3 separate regions of the Homo sapiens genome follow, and all the other regions are linked to region 1. The links are chromatin loops, found by intact Hi-C in ENCODE. Cell type or tissue: GM12878. All regions are shown on one strand.

Evidence for each region. A loop is a pair of places that touch in the nucleus more often than their neighbours do. Peaks named below come from ENCODE experiments on the same cell type or tissue, not always from the same donor. Only the 100,000 strongest peaks of a DNase experiment are listed, where the experiment ranks them.
Region 2: a loop joins it to region 1, with 5 times the contacts of the local background. A loop is called at or near these places in 1 of 110 quality-filtered maps.
Region 3: a loop joins it to region 1, with 2.8 times the contacts of the local background. A loop is called at or near these places in 1 of 110 quality-filtered maps.

The regions. Positions count from the first base shown.
Region 1 is chr12:13,591,177-13,593,676 of GRCh38, reverse strand. All of the region lies in intron 10 of GRIN2B (glutamate ionotropic receptor NMDA type subunit 2B), which reads left to right. All of the region lies in intron 1 of LOC105369668 (a long non-coding RNA gene), which reads right to left. Among named protein-coding and RNA genes, the nearest start is that of LINC01559, 220 kb to the right of the region's middle. In GM12878, no CTCF peak of the experiment used is centred here; DNase peaks (open chromatin) are centred at 936 and 1,426.
Region 2 is chr12:13,361,039-13,363,538 of GRCh38, reverse strand. No RefSeq gene overlaps it. Among named protein-coding and RNA genes, the nearest start is that of LINC01559, 14 kb to the left of the region's middle. RefSeq lists an enhancer at 950-1,049. In GM12878, a CTCF peak has its summit at 1,106 (motif pointing left); a DNase peak (open chromatin) is centred at 1,074.
Region 3 is chr12:13,471,752-13,474,251 of GRCh38, reverse strand. No RefSeq gene overlaps it. Among named protein-coding and RNA genes, the nearest start is that of LINC01559, 96 kb to the right of the region's middle. RefSeq lists an enhancer at 1,155-1,314. In GM12878, no CTCF peak of the experiment used is centred here; a DNase peak (open chromatin) is centred at 1,301; H3K27ac peaks cover 467 bases.

The DNA.
Region 1 (2,500 bases):
GTCAATTTTGGCTTTTGGTGTTTTAGTCATGAAGTCTTTGCCCATGCCTATGTTCTGAGTGGTATTGCCTAGGTTTTCTTCTAGGGTTTTTATGGTTTTTGGTCTTACATTTAAGTCATTAAGCCATCTTGAGTTAATTTTTATATAAGGTGTAAGGAAGGGATCCAGTTTCAGCTTTCTGCATATGGCTAGCCACTTTTCCCAACACCATTTATTAAATAGGGAATCCTTTCCCCATTGCTTGATTTTTGTCAGGTTTGTCAAATATCAGATGGTTGTAGATGTGTGGTGTTATTTCTGAGGCCTCTGTTCTGTTCCATTGGTCTATATATCTGTTTTGGTACCAGTACCATGCTGTTTTTGTTACTGTAGGCTTGTAGTATAGTTTGAAGTCAGGTAGCATGATGCCTCCAGCTTTGTTCTTTTTGCTTAGGATTGTTTTGGCTATGTGGGCTCTTTTGGTTCCACATGAAATTTAAAGTAGTTTTTTCCAATTCTGTGAAGAAAGTCAATGGTAGCTTGATCGGGATAGCACTGAATGTATAAATTACTTTGGACAGAATGGCCGTTCTGATGATATTGATTCTTCCTATCCACATTATCCTTACAGCATCTGAAAAATTAGTGGTTCAGTAAAGAAGGAGGAATGACTTAAAATAGTTCCCAAGGCAATCTGTAAACTGGGCCTTCATGACCCATGTAAAGTGGCCTTCATGACCACTACATTTTTTTAGCATGCTTTTATGTATTTAAACTTCCAGTTTAACCCTTTATATAAACAACAAAAACAATTTTGGGGAAGTTGAATGCTTGTTTAATCACACATCAGTAAGACATTGTTTTCAAATTATCTTCCTTTTAACACCTAGATGTCATCACTTAGACCGAAAGAACAGGGCTTTTGATTTTGTGGATGTGAAAATAGGGGGTGTCAGGCTTGGATGCCCCAAAAGGAGGTTAGGAAAGCACCAGAGCTCAGCAAGTGGAGTACAGGTATAGATAAATGAAGTATGGGGGCCAGCTCTGAACCCAAGCAAATGCAATTCATTTTCCTTTCCTCCAATACTTCATTACCCATTTCTGGCCTTTGTCACCCCCATGTCATGGGTGCAACTGGCTAGGGCTACATCACAGGTGGTAAAAGAATTTACCAAGACAGTTGTGGGTAAAGAAAGGCAGATTTATTAGAGAAACTAAGAAAGGTGCATTGCAAGAGTGCAACAGGCAGTACAGCAGAGAGAAGCCTGTCTGCCAAGATGCAGGGGATGGAGGGGAGTTTTATAGGGTCATGCTGGAAAGGCTACTGCAGATAGGTTCATGCTGCTGGGGCTGTTTGGAAGGAGGTATTTGGGAACAGGATGTTTGTGGTTAGCCATTTCTTACAACAATAGCTTGTTAGCCACTTCTTAGAACAATGGCTCTCTTCTACCCTCATTCCTGTTCCTGCCAGCGAGGGCCTCTTTCTTGTTTCTATCAACTTATCAAGACTCCACACCCCAGACACCCACCCCTGTCCTCCTACAATGGCCCAAACACACCCGTCACCCTCCACTAGAATCATTGAGCAAGTGCTCATTTCCTTCACTGAATCATAAGCTCCTTGAGGCAAGAGACATGCTTTCAATAATTATGTCTTTCCAGCTCCTGAGACAGTACCTGGTACATTGTAGAAGTTTATTAAATGAGTAAATGTTCCAAGAACATAAGCTAATAATATTAACACAAAAGTTCTGCTCTCTTTTGGATTAAATTGGCTTTAATGAGCCAACCACTTATAGTATTGTTTCTTGGGGGCAGCATATTTCTGTTTGTGAGCAGCTGATTTATAAATGAACTATTGAGGACAATGTGTTCATAGGTTGGAGTCTGCCTATTGAAAATTGCAGTCCAAAGCCAAAAATATATTAACCTTTGTATTATGTGTTCTTTTGCAATATTAGCAACCATGGCCCTCATTCATGGTAATCACATGAAACCACATCAATAGTTACAGTCTCAGAGAGCATACCTGTCATTAGTGACTGCTGGGTGGCATTCTCCAGGCTAGATGCTTTACATTCTTTGACTCATTTGCCATCTCCCACTTTTAGGTAGATGCTACCTCTACTGTGCAGTAGAGAAAACTAAGACAAGAAGCTATGTGATCTGGCTAGGTTCCTAAACCCTTCTCATGCCTCAGTTTCCTAATGTGTAGAATGGGGATTAAAATGTTACCTACTTTATAGCTGCTGTGCTGATGAAAGAGTTACTCTTTGTAAAGCTTAGAAGAGTGCCTCAAGCATGCTAAATCCTCAATAAATATTAGTGGTCACGTCCTACATCCACCCAGGGTTCGCTCCTAAACCCAGCTCACAAAGCCCACGCTGTTTCTAGCAGATGATTAACATGTGCCCTGAAAGCCACAAACTGCTACAAATACACCCAAGAGCCCACCACTCAGCCCTCCTTCCACCCTGCTTGCCCCAGGCACTCACTTGTTTCAGTGAGATTTTGAGGTGGG
Region 2 (2,500 bases), 230 kb after region 1:
GATCCTAGATTTCAAGTGTTATGCCATGATTTGATAAGACTTTGAGAACTCTTGGGATGGAAGTGAGAATATTTTGAGTATGGGAGGTATGTAGATATTTATAGATAGAAAGGAAATCTATGGCAAATTATTGTTCAGCCAATATTCACTTTCTGTCTCTTCCAACTTCTATGGGGAAAACACTTTTCTGTCTCGTTGTTGAACTTGGTCATATGCCTTTGGTCTATGGAATGTTTTGTAAACAGATATTTGAAATGTATTCCTATAGAGGGGCTTATTTTCTTACACTCTTGTCTTTTGCTATGAATATAGCATGCATGGAGTAGGCACTAAAAGGGCAAGATGAGAGGCTTGTAGACTTGGACCCAACCCACAGTTTGTAACCAAGCCCAGCCTAGATCAGCCAAATCTCAGCAGACCCGAAGATGGATAACCAAGAAATGAATGCTTATTTCTACATGCCACTTAAGTGGTGTTTTTGCACAGTAATAGACAAAGAAAGGTACAAACTTTATTTTTCAGATAAGTGGGAAAATACACATCTGAAACCAGCAGAGCCACAACTGTAGTTCATGCCAGAGCAGAGTCAGGGGTTACAATAAGAAAGGGAGAGTACAATGTTTTTGAGATGGCATCATACATACAAATTTACCTCCAGAGAGGATCCCATCCTGAGTTGAGAAATACTGAGAAAATATCTGAGACAGTAAATAAGACTACCGACAACTGGGAATTGAAAAAAAGGGTGCTTGAGAGGATATAGCTTCAAATGTGGCAGCATTGGGAAGGCACTGTTTCTGGGTGAGAAGAAGACAACCTGGAAAGGAAGGACTCTGTACCACTTATCAGCTTATTGTCTCCCAGCTCTGAATCCACCCTTTCCTATGCAGCTTTGTAATACTGAAGCCAGACCCTATAGACGTTTCTCCTTTGCCAGCTGGCACACAAGGCTTTATCAACAGAGGGTGCTGACATTACACTTCAAGGTGATCACCACATGAACACACTTCTCTTCCAGGTTCTAGCCTGCCATTTTTTATTCATCATTGCAGCCTAGTGGCCCTCATGAACCAGCTCTGGCTGTGCCCTCAGGCTACTCTGTCCCCACCTAGTGACCACTTGTGACACAGGCAATGGGCTCCTTCCTTGGAAACTCCAGCTGCGCCTTCAACGTTCTACCTGCCTGGCAGCTGATTGTTGGTGGCTTCCATGAGCCACAGCAGCTCCAGCTATAGCAGGCAACTAGATCGCCACTTGACCCAGGCCTTCCAGCAAGCTTTGTCATTATAGGTAGGCTGTATGTTCCTCTTTACAAAAGTCTAAATCTCAGGCTTGTGAGGATAAAGGTGCTTTTCCAAGTTCTTTGTTTCTTTGCTGCCACTTTCCCTCAGCCCAGAAGTAGTAGCTGGGTTTTTTTTTGAACATACTACTTTTCGATCTCTGAGAGTCCTGTTTAATCTTTTTAAATCTTCAACTATTACTAGTTAAGAATTCTTTATATTAGGCTTTCCATTTCTAATCACTGTTGCATTCTTTAGTTTTCTGACTGGACCCTGACCGATGTAGTGTCCTTTAGAGTGGCTTGGGAGTAAAGGGAAAGCAGGAAGGAAGTAGTTTAAAATAAAATTTCTACTGAAGTAATAGAAGACACAATCAGAAAACCAGGACCCTTCCTCTCCCCAAAGAGAGATCATTTATTCAAGAAAGTATACTGCACTGTAGAAAAGAAAAGAGACTTATCTCCTCTCACACCTTTATATAAACGTCTGTGGTTGCTTCTCTGGAAAAATTCCAAGGCATTTTAATGTAAATGGAAAATATCAGGAGACATCCAAGCAAAGCTAATATAAGAAGAAAATGGAAAGTGAACATAAAAACATCTCATTAAAAAAAAAAAAAACCCTTCCGAAATATCAACCAGGAAGCAGAGGAAAACTGTATGTAACACAATGCTCCAACATGAATTAAATATCATTAAAGTAGCATTTGTAGGAGAAAGGTACCCTTCAGCCAGAAATTTAAAACTTGTAATAGAAATTGGCAAAACTGAAAATGACATAAGATGAGAATCGGCTGAACTTGGGGAAAGAAAAGCGAAAAAAAGGACAGTCTTCTCAGAAATGAAGACTAGATTAGAAAGCACTCAAGTGAAAATAGATTTTTTTAATATATCACATAAAATTGAGATGGGAAAACAACCAAGAAAATGAAAATAAAATAAAGAATTAGGTAAAAGATATTAGAGAGAAAGTGATACGTAGAAGATAATAAAGGAAGACCCAATGTGTGTGTAATGGAGGCTTCAAAGAAGAAAAACAAGACAGTAAACCAGAATAAAATTTTAAAACTATAATGCAAGAAAACTTTCTAGAAATAGGAAAGAATTAAATTTATATATTGAAGAAACCTACGGTGTACCTTGAAAATTTTGACCCCAAATGGCTAGCACTAGGACAAACCTAGTAGAATTATTAAAACACTGAATTTAATTTTTTAAAAC
Region 3 (2,500 bases), 120 kb after region 1:
TCTTAGACTATTTTAACTATTTCACATATATTTTGTCTTCTCAATGAATTTATAAGCAATTCCAGGATTGGACTCTACTATGTAAAGTTTCTTCAGTTATATTTTTCGTATATGACTAAGAAAGCTTGAGTTTAAAAAAGCGCATTACAAAAACAATTGGTTCAATGCTTAAGGACCAAAGAAATGCAGTGTCTTAATAAAATCCATTTTCCTGCAGGAATTTCAAAAGCAAAGCCTTTTTTATAGCTATAAGTGGGTAGCTATAAAATGCAAACATCACTGAGCAAATCCAGCTTCTGATTATATAGAGTTTTGCAAGGAGAAATGTCCTCCTTTTTCCTTTCGTCAGCCACATTCACCTTGACACAGGCTTCATGCATGTCCTTGTCACTGTGATTATCTGTGTTCTCCTCCAGCACCTTGCAGGACCAGCCCTAGGGCAGGTGCAACAGGTATCAGTCCATGTGGCACCATTTCTAGGATCCAGGAAATAGACTTCTTGCTCCTTAAAATAATCCTCCCCCATCTTCCTCCTCTCCCCAGAGAGTACCTAAAATTTCTTCTTGACAATGTGTTCTGTTCCTTACTTTGAGATAGAGCTTAACAAATAAAAACACCAAGAGAAGTAAGACATTGGCCCAGATTGAGAATAAAGAACAAACAGGTGATAGTTTTGTCACATAGGAAGGGGAAAGGTGACATGATAACCAGGCAGCCCAATCTATACCAATGTAGAGACTGTGCCTGGGATCCTTGGTCATCTCTGGGAATCATCTCTTTTCATACTATGTCCCTCACTTTGGTAAACTCATACTTAAAATCCAGCTTTTTATATTAAGTGCTGTCCCCTCATAGGTTTGAGTGCCCCTCCTCTGTGCTTTCTTTGGCTCCTGATGTTTGCAACATCCCATTGAACTAATTTTCCATGGCACATCTCCCCTAGCATAATGTGAGCTACACAGAAGCAGGCATTGGGCATCCTTCTTTATGTTTCCTGGCTCTAAGCACAGTGTCTTGTACACAGTGGGCACTTCATAACCTAAATTTAACAGTGGTACAATGGAATGAGTATGGACTTAGGAGTCAAGGGTATCTTTGACGGTCTCAGAATTTGCCAGATTTTTGACCTTGAGCAAGTAGTTCTGAGCCCTCATCTGTAAAAATGGGCATAATAAAATGAACTTGCGTGGTTGAAAAGATTTCATGAGATAATGCAGATGCTTCAGTCAGCACAGAAATTCACTACTTGTTTGTAATACGAAAGGGAAACCTATGGTGAAAGCTTACGATGAATCATCAGCCCTGAAAGGATGTGTGTTGTACACGCAGCTGTTTCTATAACCTCTGAAGCACATCTCTCCACATATGCTTGAGAAAGTAAAGAGACAAGGGAAAATGACTATCAGTCAAAAATCAGAAATGAGATTCAAATATGGCCATCTTGGGGGAAGTCTCAATTTTACCACATAAAAACCACCTTCCGATCTCCTTTTCTCTTCCCTCAGTAGTATCTTGGGTTGGGTTTCATCATTGCAGGTTTAAACAATCACTTGAGCTTCAAACTTAGATCTCAACATCTAATGTTGATTTTAACATCATTATTCCCTCCACTCTGCCCAGGAGATTTAGGTGAGATGAGATGAGGGAGGTTGAGGGATTCTACCCTGGTGCCTGGCATTTTTCATGTGCAATTCCAGGCAGCCCAATCTATACCAATGGAGGGGCAGAATCGAACCAGGGAACATGCCCACTCCACCTCTGTCTTTAAAGTCTAGCTCCTCCAGGGTTGTAGTGGGCTGGGGGCTCAGAAAGGAGGTAGTGGTGCCACAGATGGTGTTATAACTGACAAGTCGGTGGGAGGGCTGTCCTTGATGATTATTTGAAATGCTTGTGCTAAAACCCTGAATGTGTCTTCCACGCCAGTAATGCTTTTGGTACATGTGACAGGGTGGTAGTCCAGACAGAAGAAATAGCATATGCAAAGGCCCAGGAGAGACTACCTAGCTTTCAAGCAGACAAGAACTTGGGAATGGCCCGACAGGGACTTGGGTAATGGAAGTAAAGCAAGCAAAGGTCAGATCAGGAAAAAGTCCTTTCCTGCCAGGCAAAACAAGCTGGGTTTTACCCAGTGGATGATGGGGAAATGTTGAAGGACATTTAGGCAGACTCGTGGCATGTTGGGAAAATCTTCCAGGTAGAGCTTCACGGGTGGATTGGAGAGGACAAGGCTGGAGGGCAGGACACTCATTGTGAGGCTCAACTGAGGAGCTCAACTCCGGGCCCTTGCTGCGCACTCTGCCTCCCATGATGCTCTCTGCCAGGTATTCAAGGCCAAGGCCTCACCCACTAAGTTCCAGCTCATTTCCTCCTGCCCTGCTTCCTGGGTTCTCCTTTCCAAAGCTGCCCAAGTGCAGATGGGCTAGGGAAACTGTCAGACTCATTGCTCAAGGCAGCACTTGCTGCCAGTAGGAGAAAGGAGGCCTTCCTTTTATGGAAGGCC